Linked DNA regions of Homo sapiens: region 1 is linked to region 2. Evidence: read pairs that join two places in POLR2A ChIA-PET (ENCODE). Cell type or tissue: GM12878. All regions are shown on one strand. Links, peaks and the distances in the headings refer to the core of each region. The heading gives the core; the rest is flanking DNA. Region 1 overlaps UST (uronyl 2-sulfotransferase). Region 2 overlaps ZC3H12D (zinc finger CCCH-type containing 12D).

The links. Peaks named below come from ENCODE experiments on the same cell type or tissue, not always from the same donor. Only the 100,000 strongest peaks of a DNase experiment are listed, where the experiment ranks them.
Region 1: POLR2A ChIA-PET joins it to region 2 with 5 read pairs; 2 of 35 experiments call an interaction of 5 or more read pairs at or near these places.

Annotation. Positions count from the first base shown.
Region 1 is chr6:148,750,744-148,758,058 of GRCh38, reverse strand. All of the region lies in intron 1 of UST (uronyl 2-sulfotransferase), which reads right to left. LOC107986659 (a long non-coding RNA gene) reads left to right here. Exons shown (of 2, transcript XR_001744408.2): 2 at 1-155. Among named protein-coding and RNA genes, the nearest start is that of UST, 7.4 kb to the right of the region's middle. In GM12878, for the core only: no CTCF peak of the experiment used is centred there; no DNase peak of the experiment used is centred there.
Region 2 is chr6:149,470,615-149,477,929 of GRCh38, reverse strand. It overlaps ZC3H12D (zinc finger CCCH-type containing 12D), which reads left to right. Exons shown (of 6, transcript NM_207360.3): 2 at 3,317-3,691. The coding sequence starts at 3,387. Among named protein-coding and RNA genes, the nearest start is that of ZC3H12D, 11 kb to the left of the region's middle. RefSeq lists silencers at 3,203-3,302, 4,538-4,723. In GM12878, for the core only: no CTCF peak of the experiment used is centred there; no DNase peak of the experiment used is centred there; H3K4me3 peaks cover 2,036 bases; H3K27ac peaks cover 1,807 bases.

The sequences.
Region 1 (7,315 bases), core at 2,066-4,565, 720 kb after region 2:
GAACAAGCTGAGAAAATTGGCAATTGTTGAACTTAAATGTCAGGCCTTGGGTTAGAGAAGTATCCTGTAAAACAGCAATTATTAATCCTATTGTATACATCAAAACATCAGAGGTTCAGAGAAGTTAATAAAATTATTCAAGCTGTCCCAGCTAATAAATGGTAACACAGTGCTTCACACCCGGAGCTCTGCTCCAAAACCTATATCCTTCCTACTGCCTGATGCTTCTGCCCCAAAGAAGGCCTTCCATGAATATTTGTTGAATGACTGAACAAAGGAATTCATATGTCTCAGAATATTCTCATTTTTCTTTCATCAAGATTATGAAAATTGTACTCCTTGAACTAAAAAACAGCAATGGTGTTTCCAGAAATGCAGTACAGTTAAAGGTAATAGGTTATTTAAATCATCTATTAATGAATTAACTAAGAATTGCCTAATCAAAGCCATGACTTAAGGTTATTATAGTATCTTTCACCAAACAAGTGTAAATGGGTTGGTGGATTGAGACCTAATTTTACAGTATGGTCGTGTTGCAGTTCTAGGTTAAACTCTGTTCAGTCCCTATTTCAAAAATCACATCATTCCACGGTCTCATCTCCTTCATGACTTAAAGTCATGCTTGAAACATACTGGCTAATTTAACACAAATTGCTACCTAAAGAAGACACTAACCTACAGAAATAACAGCTATTCTGCAAACTTCCAAAACAACTGGTCTAGGATTTCAGAAAATGACAAGTAACAAGAAGTTTGCATTCTAACTGTATGCACACAAATCTCTAAACTGATCTCAGCTATTCTTAATTACAGAGAGAGCTCTAAAAGTGTAATTCCAAATGCCCAAAGGTAAGAAGTGGACAGTTATCTCTGTGCACAGAAGGAAATGTTTGTGTTACCAGGTATGATGGCTTGTGCCTGTAGTCCCAGCTTCTCAAGAAGCTGAGGTGGGAGGATGGCTTGAGCCCAGGAGGTTGAGGCTGCAGTGAGCTCTGATGGCACCACTACACTCTAGAATGGGCAACCACCTCTAAACAAAACTATATGTACTCATATGTCATAAGTGGTTGTAATGTATTTGCTTGGAGCATCAGCTTCAAAGAGCAAGAAAGAAATAGGCTAAAGGCATCAACTGAGCTAGAGTCCTTCTTGGCATCCCTCCCCATATTCTCTAAATAGAGACCAAACAAAGCAGGATTTGGAATCCTAGTGAAGAACAGTTGCTCAGCAAATATACTGAATCAACAGCCACTTCCTGAGGGCCTGTGTGGAGCACCCAGAAGAGATGTCAGAGCAGGGATGCGAAGCACTGAATAAGCTTCCTCCCTTCAAGGTGCTTGCTCACAGATGATCACAATACAAGGTAGAATGTCAAAACTTCATAAGAGATCATGAAATAAACAAATACTTACAGGAGTTTAGAGATCCTAATTGGAATTGTACCTTCCTAAACAATCAGTACAAAGACATTAGCAGAAGTCTAAGCAGGCAGCGAGACAACAAAAATGAATCAGTGGCAGTTTTGGGGAAATTATAGACAATCAATATAAACCCTGAGACAGACCAAGAGGTATGGCGTAGCTTCAAGACTAAGCAGCTATATCTGGTTCCCTGGTAATTTTGAATGACAGTGTATTAGTCCGTTCTCATGCTGCTATAAGGACATACCTGAGAGTGGGTGATTTTTAAAGGAAAGAGGTTTAATTGACTCACAGTTCCACATGGCTGGGTATGCCTCAAGAAACTTACAATGATGGCAGAAGGGGATGCAAACACATCCTTCTTCTCATGGTGGCAGGAGAGAGAAGTGCTGAGCAAAGGGGAAAAGCCCCTTATGAAACCATCAGATCTTTGCAGCCATAAAAAAGGATGAGCTCATGTCCTTTGTAGGGACATGGATGAAGCTGGAAACCATTATTCTCAGCAAACTATCACAAGGACAAAAAACCAAACACCGCATGTTCTCACTCATAGGTGGGAATTGAACAATGAGAACACTTGGACACAGGAAGGGGAACATCACACACCGGGGCCTGTCGTGGGGTGGGGGGAGGGGGGAGGGATAGCATTAGGAGATATACCTAATGTAAATGACGAGTTAATGGGTGCAGCACACCAAGATGGCACATGTATACGTATGTAACAAACCTGCACGTTGTGCACATGTACCCTAGAACTTAAAGTATAATTAAAAAATATTACCATTTTTCACCTGGATGATTACCAGAACTATAGAGATGACATCTAGCTCTGTGGAGGTGGCAGGAAATGTGAATTATGTGTAAATTACTTCAACATTTTGATCTAAAATATTTAACAAAATTTAATAAATTAAAAATGCTCATAATTGGAATACTGGACCCCAGTAATCCAGTTTTGGGGAATGTGTATTAAAAAAAAAAAGAAAAAAAAAAGAAACCATCAGATCTCATGAGAACTCACTATCACAAGAACAGCATGGGGGTTAACCGCCCCCATGATTCAATTACCTCCCACAGGGTTCCTCCCACAACATGTGGGGATTATGGGAACTACAATTCAAGATGAGATTTGGGTAGAGACATAGAGGCAGACCATTTCAGAGAGTGTTGCCAATTATTCAAACTGAGGCCAAGCAGCATCTAATTGACTGCAGTTATTTTAGAGCTTCTTATTTTGATTATATATATTTTTGAAACCTACTAAAATTTTCTGTCATTTTTGTAAAAACAATATTTCTTCTTAAAACTCATAAGTTATTTTACTCAAGAGAAACATACGTAGCAAATACTGTTCCTATATATTTGTCCTTCATATTATACCACAACATGAATACAAAATAAATTGCATATGAATTCCAATTTCATGAGAATGCTTAAGATTTCCTTGGTTGCTTCATATATTGTATAAGGAACATAATAAACCCAAATGTTTTCTCCTGCTGAGCTCATCGGCTCCATTCTAGTGAGCAAATATAAAGACAAAATATAACCATTGTACTATAATCTGCTGTTCAAAAATTAGCTAAATTCATATTCCACATACAAGTCACAGCAATCTTTGTGACATCTCTAAAATAGGTTAAGTGTTAACTATCCATGAATTATCATACCTTAGAGATAAATGTAAAGTGTTTAATATTCAAAGTAATCCATAACTGTAAAACAAGACCCCCAGGATTCTTTAGAACAGATCCTTGTTTTCAATCCATCTTTAGAGTTTATTTAGGTTTTACTATATACCCAGGTACCGTACTTAACACTTTAAAACTCATTTACATATAAAACTAATTTCTTGCTCCTTGATAAGGTGAACACCTATAATATAGTGAACAATACATAACAGTATTGTATTTAAGTCAGTATCATATTTCCCAACCCCCAAATTAATAGCAAGATCATATATCTGAAAAGGGTCTACTGTTAAGAATATATAAATAATGTTTACAACTCAACAACACAAATACAAACAACCCAATTCAAAAATAGGCAACTGAGGTAACTCAGGAATGGAAAACTCAACATCATATGTTCTCACTCATAAGTGGGAGCTAAGCTATGAGGATGTAAAGGCATAAGAATGACACAATGGACTTTGGGGACTCAGGGAGAAAGGGTGGGAAGGGGGTGAGGGACAAAAGACCAGAAATTGAGTTCTGTGTATACTCCTTGGGTGACGAGTGCACAAAAATCTCACAAATCACCACTAAAGAACTTACTCACGTAACCAAATACCACCTGTTCCCCTAAAACCTATGGAAATAAATTTTTTAAAGAAAATCAGTGGCCGGGCGCGGTGGCTCATGCCTGTAATCCCAGCACTTTGGGAGGCCGAGGCGGGCGAATCACGAGGTCAGGAGATCGAGACCATCCTGGCTAACACAGTGAAACCCCATCTCTACTAAAAAATACAAAAAAATTAGCCAGGCATGGTGGCGGCCGCCTGTAGTCCCAGCTACTTGGGAGGCTGAGGCAGGAGAATGGCGTGTACCTGGGAGGCAGAGCTTGCAGTGAGCTGAGATCGCGCCACTGCACTCCAGCCTGGGCAACAGAGCGAGCCTCCAATCTCAAAAAAAAAAAAAAAATCAGCAAAATGTGAATAGACATTTTTCCAAAGAAGATATACAAACAGTCAACAAGCACATGAAAAGATACTCGACATCATTAATGCAAAACACAACGCCAATGAATATACCACTTCATACCCATTAAGATGGCTATAATAAAAAAATGGAAAATAAGAAATGGCAGTGAGGATGTGAAGAAATTGGAATTCTCATACTTTCTTGGCGGGGGATGTAAAATGGTGCAGCCACTGTAGAAACAGCTTGGCAGTTCCTCAATAACTTAAACTTAGAGTTACCATATGATTCAGCAATCCCACTCCTAGGTATATACCCATAAGAACAGAAAACAGGTGTTGAAACAAAAGCTTGCAACACAAATGTTCATAGCAGCACTACTTACAGTAGACAAAAGGTGAAAACAACCCAAATGTCCATTAATGGGTGAATGGATAAACAAAATGTGGAATATCCATACAGTCTTATGGAACATTTTATTCCGCAATAAAAAAAATTCTTAGGAAATATTATTCAGCCATAAAAAAGAATGAAGTACTGACACATGCTATAACATGAATGAACCTTGAAAACATTATGTCAAGTAAAAGAAGCCAATCACAAAAGACCACATATTATATTATTCTATTTCTATAAAATGCCAAGAATAGGCAAATCTATACAGACAGAAAGTAAATTAGCGGTTGCTTAGGACTGGGGTTGATGGGGCAAAAGTGTTGGATAAAGGGTATGGCGTTTCTCCTTGTGGTGATGAAAATCTAAAATTGTGGCAATGGTTACACATATCTATAATATATTAAAAGCTATTAAACTATTAAAAACTTTAAATGGGTGAATTATATGGTATATGAATTATATCTCAACAAAGCTGTTTAAAAACTAATAGCAAATGCTGAAATGTACTTTATTTGGAATTCTCTTGCAAAACAGTTGCTACATTGACTTTTGCAAATAAGAATTTTTGTGAAATGTTAGTGTTTCTGTCCCTATTTCTGATAAAAAGGGATTTATGTATATCACTGTTTGCTTAAAGCCGAGTTTCTATGTAATACAAATAAATATATTTATGACAAAATTAATTTGTGGTCAAGTCTTCTTTCCAAAAAACAAAAAAAAAGCAGCAACTCCTAATAATTCTAGCAGCTACAATCCATCAAATAAGATGCGTTTTCATTGTCCATCATGGACACCCACCAGTACAGCTGCAGGTCAAGCTACTGTTTTTGCTCCTTCAGTCTCCCTCTGAGGAAGCAAAAGATACTATTTATTTTGGGACTCAAAAACCTTGACCACTTTCTTTCCAGTTTCTCCAAAACAAAACTAACCACTGTCTTAAGCCTGGATTGATGACAGGGAATTTGAAGAAAGACAGTATTTAGATAATCCACATTTATATGTGTTCTTAGACAATTCATACTAAGACTAGTCTACATTAAAAAATAGTTTACAAGGCAGATTGCTTTTCACCATTCATGCTATTTGTTTACAGAACGGATTACCATAGCTGAATTCCATTTTCTATCCTTTCTCTAATATAGTGCCACTGTGTCCCCAACCAACCCCACAATATAAACTTGTAGCTATGAACAAGAATATCATTTTTTCTATGTCAACAATTTCTATTGATAACGTCATATTTTATGCATTCATTTCCTAGATTACTGTTTGGAGCCTAAAGTATTATATTTATACCATGTGTGAAATGCAGAAGAAAAATAAAATTTGGCTTTTTAGGTTCAAAGAAACTATTTTGTAACAGATATGGACCTCTATTTTCACATTTTCCTTTAAATGCACTTAAACTTAGAGAATTTCAAATTCAATAACATGACATACTTTTCATTTTTTGACTCTAAATTGCCAGGCTCATATATAATATACGTAAAGATTGGCAATTCTGAGAACTAAAGTTCTATATCTCCATTTAAAGTGGTATAAATTAAAAATGGAAAGGAAAGCATATCAGCTGGGAATGAGTCCAACAAGTTTAGCTCCCATAAAGTCTAAATCACATATCCAAGGCTGGATGATAGATCATTAGAGTTTGTCGGTTGTACAAGATCAGTAGTAAGCCATCTGGCTTATTCTGTTTATATCAATGAGTCTTATTCCAAGTTTTTGATATTTCCACAGCTCATAAGTAATAAGGCTACTGGCAGCAAGGCTGCATCATAACCTAATTTCTGGGGGAGATTTTATTTGATTTTTTGTTTGTTTTCCATAGCAAAACAAAGTTTGAATGCCATTTCAAAAAAAAAAAATTCACTGAATTGGAAAGACCATGGTCTCCAAGCTTAAGTGTAGCATTTGCTATATATTTCTATTTACCCCAATGTATGTTTGTGCTCCCCCTCCACCCAATCTCAGGGTGGGAAATCAAGATAACAGTTATCCTTGCATGATTTTCCTCCCCATCACTTCCTTTACTCTTTTCAAATGTGTTACAGCAGAACATTCTCTAAGTAGAACATACTCTGCCTTTCCCCAAATTGACTAGGAAGAAGGACTGTTCACCACTGTCTCCTATGGGGAAGAGAAAGCATCATCAGTGGCTCTGTTCTCGTCCTTCCCCACACTATGCTTTCCGGTTGCCCCACGTCAGCCTACTCCTCACGTCACACCTCTCCTAACCTTGGAAGGTCTAAAGCCAGCTGGGGTGGGTGCCGTTGGCTGGTCCTTCCCTCAAAACAGTGGGGCTTAAGTAGCAAACAAGATGCATTTTTAAAAGTTGAAATTAAAAACTGAAACCATGTACATTTTTAAATCACATTTTTAAATACTTTAAAGTATTAAAGTACCTTTAAATACTTTATAAATCTACCCACCCCGCCTCACATTCCTCCTTTCTCTCAAATACATGGGAAGCCTCCAGAAAGCAATACTTTGTTGTTGCTCAACAACAATGGTTCTCAAATTCTCTGCGTTGGAATCACCTAGAGGACTTGCTGACGCACAGATTGCTGGGCCCTGTGCCCAGACTTCAGCAGCTTTGGGATAAGACCTTAGCATGTACATTTGTGACAAATTCCCAGGTGAGGCTGATGCGGCAGGTCCAAGGACCCACATTGGGAACCACTAGCCTAGACATAGCACAACTGCTAAAGAAAGAGAAAACGCCCGGAAGATGCGAGTCCGACCAACATTACTCCCAGTTGTTGTCCAGCTCAGGGAGGGTCTAGTTCCCTAAATAAATGGAGGCCACATAGTGGGGATTAATACGGAAAGGTAGAGTTAAAGCAAACCAGCTGCTTGAAT
Region 2 (7,315 bases), core at 1,815-4,314:
CCCAAAGTGCTGTGATTACAGGCATGAGCCCCGTGCCCGGCCTAAAAATAGTTTTTACCTTGAAGATGCCCTGAAAAAATCTTGGAGTCCCCCGGGCTTCCCTAGACCACACCTTGGGAACCACTGAAGTAGTCACTTAGCACATGTCTGTTGTGTGACTGCATTCTGAGTTCCCATAGCACTTAAGTAGCAAGCACAGTGTTTATCTCACAGACTTATAACTGTGCCTGGTGCTCAGTGGGAGGTGTGAGCAAGACATGCAGCTGTGGGGCCCATCGGAATATAGGTGCTGATGGAGGGTGTGGGTGGCACCCCAACACTGAAGGAGAGGGGAAAGAGCTGGACCAATTGAGGAGAAGAATCAGGCCAAGTTATACAGCCTAAGGGAACAGATAGTTTCAAGAAAGGGCAGTCCACAATTTTTTAATTTAAAATAACAAGTCAAGGAGTGGTTCCCAGTTTCAAAAGCGGCAGAGAGGTGGCATAAGGCAAGGACTGTGAAAGTGTTGTTGGATTTGGCAGTTAGAAGGGGCTGGTGCCCCTGGGGTCAGTTTCATTGTTTCACGTGGTGCCTGCCATCAGTGGGCTGAGGTGGAGTGGGAGGTGAGCAGGTGGACGCCGTGGCAGAGGCCTCTCTGTCCAGGGGGCTGGCTGTGAAATGCCCTTCACCTGCCAGACCCTGCCATTGTTAGACCTGCTGTGGCTCCTGAACTCCTGGGACAGGCCTGCAGAGAATGCCAGGCCAAAGTGGGAACCTGGCTGAGTGATGTGATTGACACAATGAAGTCAAATAGGAGAAGAGGGACTGAAGGTCAGGAGCCTGTGATACTGAGATGAGGATGAGGGAGAAAGGTGGATGTGCCGGAATGTTCACTGAGCCTGATTTGTAACAGTGAAAAATGGAAAACAAACTTTCATCCTATGACATATGGTTAAACACTGAAGAACGTATTCACTCATTCATTCATTCATTCATTCATTCACCAATCAACACATGTACGTTGAGATTCAGCTGTGTGAGTCACTGTCCTAAGTGCTGGGGATACAGTGAGCAGTAGAACAGGTAAACTAGCATGGAAAGATTTCCAAACTGCATTTTTATTCTATTCTATTCTATTTTTTTAGACAGGGTCTTGCTCTGTCATCTGGACTGAAGTGCAGTGGTATGATCTCGGCTCACTGCAGCCTCAAACTCCTGGGCTCAAGTGATTTTCCCGTCTCAGCCTCCTAAGTAGCTGGGATTACAGGCCAACGCCACCATGCCCCGCTAATTTTTGTATTTTTTGTAGAGTCAGGGTTTTGCCATGTTGCTGTGGTTGGTCTCAAATTCCTAGGCTAAAGCGATACGCCTGCCTCGGCCCCCCAGGGTATTGGGATTACAGACAGGAGCCACCATGCCCAGCCAAAAATGCATTTTTTTTTTTGAGAGATGGAGTCTCACTCTGTTGCCCAGGCTGGAGTGCAGTAGCACGATCTTGGCTTACTGCAGCCTCTGCCTCCCAGGTTCCAGCGAGTCTCCTGCCTCAGCCTCCCAAGTAGCTGAGATTACAGGTGCATGCCACATGCCTGGCTAATTTTTGTATTTTTAGTAGAGACAGGATTTCGCCATGTTGGCCAGGCCGGTCTCGAATTCCTGACCTTGTGATCCACCCACATCAGCCTCCCAAAGTCCTGGAATTACGGGCATGAGCCACTGCGCCCGGCCCCCAAAATGCATTTTTAATAAGAAAAGCAAGTTGCTGAGCAATAAGTATAAGATGACACCATTTGTGTAAAACTAAACCAAAACAACTCTAAAACAATATTTGTGTTTATCTATTAGACATGCAAGTAAATGTACAGAGGAAGCACTAGAGGGGTGCGGAAAAACAGTAGGGGAAGCAAGTGGGTTTGGGGTGTGTAGGAGAAACATCATGTCTTTTCATTCTTTATGCTTCTACGTTGCTTGGAGTTTTCGCTTGCAATAAATATGTTTTCATGATTATTTCTGTATTTAAAAAAATTTTTTTTGAAATATATCGGTCTTTGTGGGTAGAAAAGAGAGAGGGACCAAGGCTGTCTAGAGTGTTCCTGTTGGTTTCATCATCATCATTTAGAAGCCATCTATCAGGACACAGCCCCCTTCCCAGGCCACCCCCCAACCCCCGGTGTAGGTCAGGCTGTAATGCCTGGCTGGGATGGATGAAATTTGGGGCAGGCCCCTTTTTTTTTTTTGAGACGGAGTTTCACTCTTGTTGCCCAGGCTGGAGTGCAATGGCGCAATGTCTGCTCACCACAACTCCGCTTCCCAGGTTCAAGAGATTCTCCTGCCTCAGCCTCCAAAGTAGCTGGGATTACAGGCGTGCGCCACCATGCCTGGCTAATTTTTGTATTTTTAGTAGAGACGGGGTTTCACCATGTTGGCCAGGCTGGTCTCTATCTCCTGACCTCTTGATCTGCCCGCCTCAGCCTCCCAGAGTGCTGGGATTACAGGCGTGAGCCACCATGCCCAGCCGGGGCAGGCCCTTCTATTGCAGAGGTTCAGTGTGGTCTGAGTTAATCATTAGGGAAAGCTGTGCAGGGCAGCAAGCAGAATTTGGGTGGGAGCACTGCCTTTCTGGGAGTAGAATTCGCCCGGGGGCATTTGGCCCTGGGTAAGCCAGGGGCCTGTGTTAGTCTGCTTGAAACCTGTGTTTGGCCTGTCCCGAGAGCTGGGTGCCCCAGAGCAAAGCACCACAGACTGGGGCGTTAAGGGAAATTCATCGTCTCACAGTTCTGGAGGCTGGAAGTTCAAGGTCAAGGTGCCTGCAGGGTTGCTTTCTCCCTTCTCCCTGAGTCTTCACATGGTGGTCCCTCTGTGTGTTATGTGTTCAAATTTCCTCTTCTTATAAGGACACCAGTCATATTGGATTAGGGACCTCCTTTTAGAGGTCATAGCTCTAAATATAGTCACACTCTGAGGTACTGGGGTGAGGAATTTACCATGGGAATTTGGGAGGTCACTATTCAGCCCCCCACAGAGTCTGAGAAACAAGAAACCTGTGTTTGGCCTGTCCCGAGTGCTAGGTGCACGCTCAGCCCCTGCAGCCCTGGTGTGCGGTCGGGTGTGTGCCCTGCCGGGCAGTGTGGGGTGAAGGCCTCAGTGAGCTCACTGTGAAAGCAGCGTGATTGCTTCTGCAGCTCCACAGCCACATTGAGCAACTGAAAGTCCCCAGTGGGACTGGGCTCCACCTGATTTCCTGACAGCTAGGCCGGGAGGGAGCCAGCGCAGGCACACCTTGCCCTTGCCCCAGTCTGCCCAGGAAACACCTGATGGATGCATTTTTTTTCTCTTTAGCTCATGTCTGCAGGGCTCTGAGAGGAGGAAGCCTGGGGCAGGACCTGCGCCAGTGGCCGCTGGGCACAGCATGGAGCACCCCAGCAAGATGGAATTCTTCCAGAAGCTGGGCTATGACCGGGAGGATGTGCTCCGGGTGTTGGGCAAGCTGGGCGAGGGCGCCCTGGTCAACGACGTGCTGCAGGAGCTTATCCGCACGGGCAGCCGCCCGGGTGCCCTGGAGCACCCGGCTGCACCCAGGCTAGTGCCTCGGGGCTCCTGTGGGGTCCCGGACTCTGCCCAGCGTGGCCCGGGGACAGCCCTGGAAGAGGACTTCAGAACCCTGGCCAGTTCTCTGCGACCCATAGTGATTGATGGCAGCAACGTGGCGATGAGGTAGCTTCCCTTCATCCTGTAGCTGGGGCTGGGGAGGCCCCTGTTCGCAGGAGCCCTGAGAACTGTCCCTCTTCCTTGTGGTTTGGTCCAAAGAGCTTTGGGGCCAACGGATCAGGCTTTGAATCCCTGTACCATCTCTTAGTAACTGTGTGGCATTAAGCAAGTCACTTAACCCCTCTGAGCTCATTTTTCCCATCTGTACGGTTGGGATAAAATCTCTGTAGAGGGTTTTTGTGCACAAAATGCCTAGGATAGTGCCTGACACAGAGTAAGTGATCAACAAGTGTAGCTGTTATGATCATAACCCAGAGGAAGAGCCTTCTTTTGGGGAAGGTGTGGTAATGAGGGAGGCGCCCTGGGTCAAGTGTTGGCAGATGTGGCTTCTTGTTGGGAGTCTGTCCCTAACCGGCTGCGAGACTCTGGAAAAGCTGCAGGACTCATTTCCTCTTCTGTGAAAGAGGCCCACAAATATCTCTTCTACTCTCTCAAGGTTATGAGCATCAGAGGGGAAGGTGTGCTTTGAAGTGCGCTGGAAGCCCTCTGCTGGGGTTGCTGGGGAGGCGGTGTTGCGGCTACCTTAAGTTTGAGAGATTTGTTTGTGGCCCCCTGAGCTGCAGATGCGGCTGTGTGAACATTTGTGTGTTGGCATCTTTGTGGGTTTTGGGAATGCCAGCCTCACGCCCGAGTTGTTATCTGCCTGTCTTGGCTAAGCTCCCCTGTGACGGAATCTCTGCAGCCTCCCCCAACACCCTGCTGGGCGAAGTGGGGCGTTGCCCAAACAAGTGGATTATTCTACCGCTTGGCTTTGTTACAACCGTGCAAAGGGCAGAGCCATAGGAAATGGTTCACTCCCAGCTGTAAATATATGTGCTTCCCTTTTCAAAAGCTGAGTTACTCCCACCATAGGTGGGAATCCAGAAAAGCAATTCTCCGCGGCACCGAATGTGTCAACAGAGCCTCCGAGAGTTTCCCCTGGGGATTTGGGCTCACTTTGGATTTGGTGTTGCAGGACCGAGGTTTGCAATGGTTCAGCCCAGATGGTCCAGCCTCAGGGGCTGTCCCTGCACTTTTTGCGGTGTGTACTTTGAGTTTTTTTTTTTTTTTCACTTTTAACCAGCTAAGTCTCCCTGGCATTGATGCCATCAGCAGGTGATGGAGCCCTCTCTTTCTCCTGGGACTTAGGGGCTGGCCCATGGGGTCTCTGTCACATTGTCACCCATGTCATGTATAGGCACCAGATAGGTAAACCTATGAAATTCTGCTCAATTTAAGATCTCTGGGAAGCTAAAAGGATTTTTAAGAATCCAGTAGGTTCTGAGGGTCCTAGAAAGACTAGAAGGGGTTGTGAGAGGGGCCTGGCCTCTATATGATCTGAGCAAGGAACCTCTTTCCCTGGGCTTCCATAGAAGGAAGGCTTTGAATGCTTAAATCAAAGACCTTCCCAGCCCTAAGGTTGTATGAGTTCTGTGATTCCAAATCAAAACAGCAGAGTGGCTGTAGGGTAAAAAGACTATTTCAGGGGCAACAAAAAACATGCCCAGTCCCCAAAGAGATTCTCTTTGGGGTGGTGGAGGGTTTTGTTTTTATGGGAGTCTCTGTTGCTGCTTGGAGTCAAACTTAAGCCACATCCTCTGTTTGCACATGACCATAATGTGTCGTGGGTACATCCATTGATCCCCCACCTCTGCCCCCCACCTCTCATGATTGCAATCAGATTAATTTTCTCATGTTCAATCTGTGCGGGTTATACATCGAAACCCTTACTCAGACTCACTACGAAGAATGTGTCAGAGCATAAATGTTCTCACACACTGGCTACCTCCAAAACACCTGAGTTAACCAGAACACATGTACCTGTGCTCTGTGTGTGTCATATATGGACACACACACACAATGTGTCTACACACACACATCCCCTCCCTCTTCCCTGGATCCCAGTAGTTAGGGAAAAGAGACAAATAGCACAACCGCCACCTGATCACAGGACTTAATTTGTTCCTTTTAAAGGCAAGCTCTGGGGAGAGTGGAGTGTGAGGTTCCACCCCATCCTCTGCCCCTTCTGCAGTGACATCTGTTGTGTCCTCCAATGGGACTTTTAACAGGACTCATGTCCCTCCGGGTCTGCCATATCCTTAGTTGTGAAAGGTTCAGGTGGGTGCTGACCCTTCACAGGCAATGGGTGATTGAAACCCAAAGTGGTGTCTCATTGTTATCTGTTGACCTCAAAATTCAATTAACCTCAGAAACATGGTTTCTGAAAATTCCCTTTCACTGAGGTTTTGTAGTATTGCAGACATTGCCATTTTCTGTTTTTGAAGGCAGTACTGCTTCATGCACTGTCTGGCCTTGCGGTGGTGGGGAGGGGCTTAAAGACTGAGTGGGACACCTGTTCTTTCCACCTTGAGCGGATGAGAAGTGTGGCTCCTGTTGGCAGGAATGTTCTTCAGTGTGCCTGTTCCTGGCTGTGGCTCTGTCCCCTGGAAGTGTCCTTCTGGAAGTTCTAGAGAAGAGTCTTTTTTATTTTTTCCAGCTTCTAGAGACTGTGTTCCTCAGCTCATGGCCCCTTCTATCTTCAAAGCCAGCAATGGCCTGAAATGATATACACAATGTGGCATGTCTGTGTACATATATGTGTTTCTCTGGGGGAAAGAGTCACAGCTTTCAATAGACACTTAAAGGGTCTGTCATCCCCAAAAATATGATAACCCACTGACATAGAATGAGACATTACAGATAATTCTATGCTTTGTGGCCAGGGATTTATTTTTCCTCTGCCTTTCAGGAGGCACTAGGCCATGTGTCCCCTGTTAGCACAGAGAATGTGAGAGTGGGCCATCAGTTCTTGTTCTGACCCTCTCAGTTACACAGGAAAGGACTTGACAGGCTTGACTATGGTCAACACTGGCTGGAATCAGACCCTGACCCCCACCTGTGCTTCCTAGCCATGACACAATAGGTAGAAGTTTCTGTGGGCTTCTTTCCCCAGTGCTTTAGAATGTTTAGCCCAATGCCATTGGTCGTGCTTGGCTGAACCCAGAAGACCTGGCTGCTGCTCTCTGGAGGTTGACAGAGTGGGCCACTGGCCCAGTGCTTTTTACAGAAATGGGCTCTCCTAAGCAGGACTACTGGCATCATTCCTCATTTTGTAAGAGGTGGGTCAACGTAATGAGAACTCCAAGTGATGATGTGGGGAGAGTGGAAGATGGGGACCTGGTAAACAGACCTATGGCTGCCCCCAGTTTTGCTGGACCTCTTGCTGTACCCCATAAAGGAAACCAGGGAAGTCAGAAGTACAGGACCGCTAGGCCAGGGCTGCCCAACACAACTCCCCGCAGTGAGGGCAAGGCCCACCCCTGCCCTGTCCCCACAGAGCCACTTGCCACGTGTGACGTTCGAGCACTTGAAATGTGGCCAGTGCAACCAAGGAACTGGCTTCTATATTTTATTTTTTCAATTAATTTTAACTTAAATGTGAATAGCCAGGTGTGGCAAGTGGCTGTAGATTGGACTGTACAGCTGTCCCTTTTCAGCCATCCAGCTGTGTGACCTTAGGTAGGTCACCTGGCTTGAGCCCTATTTACACAATTAGGATGTTGGACTAAACCTTAAAAGGCCTTTTCATCT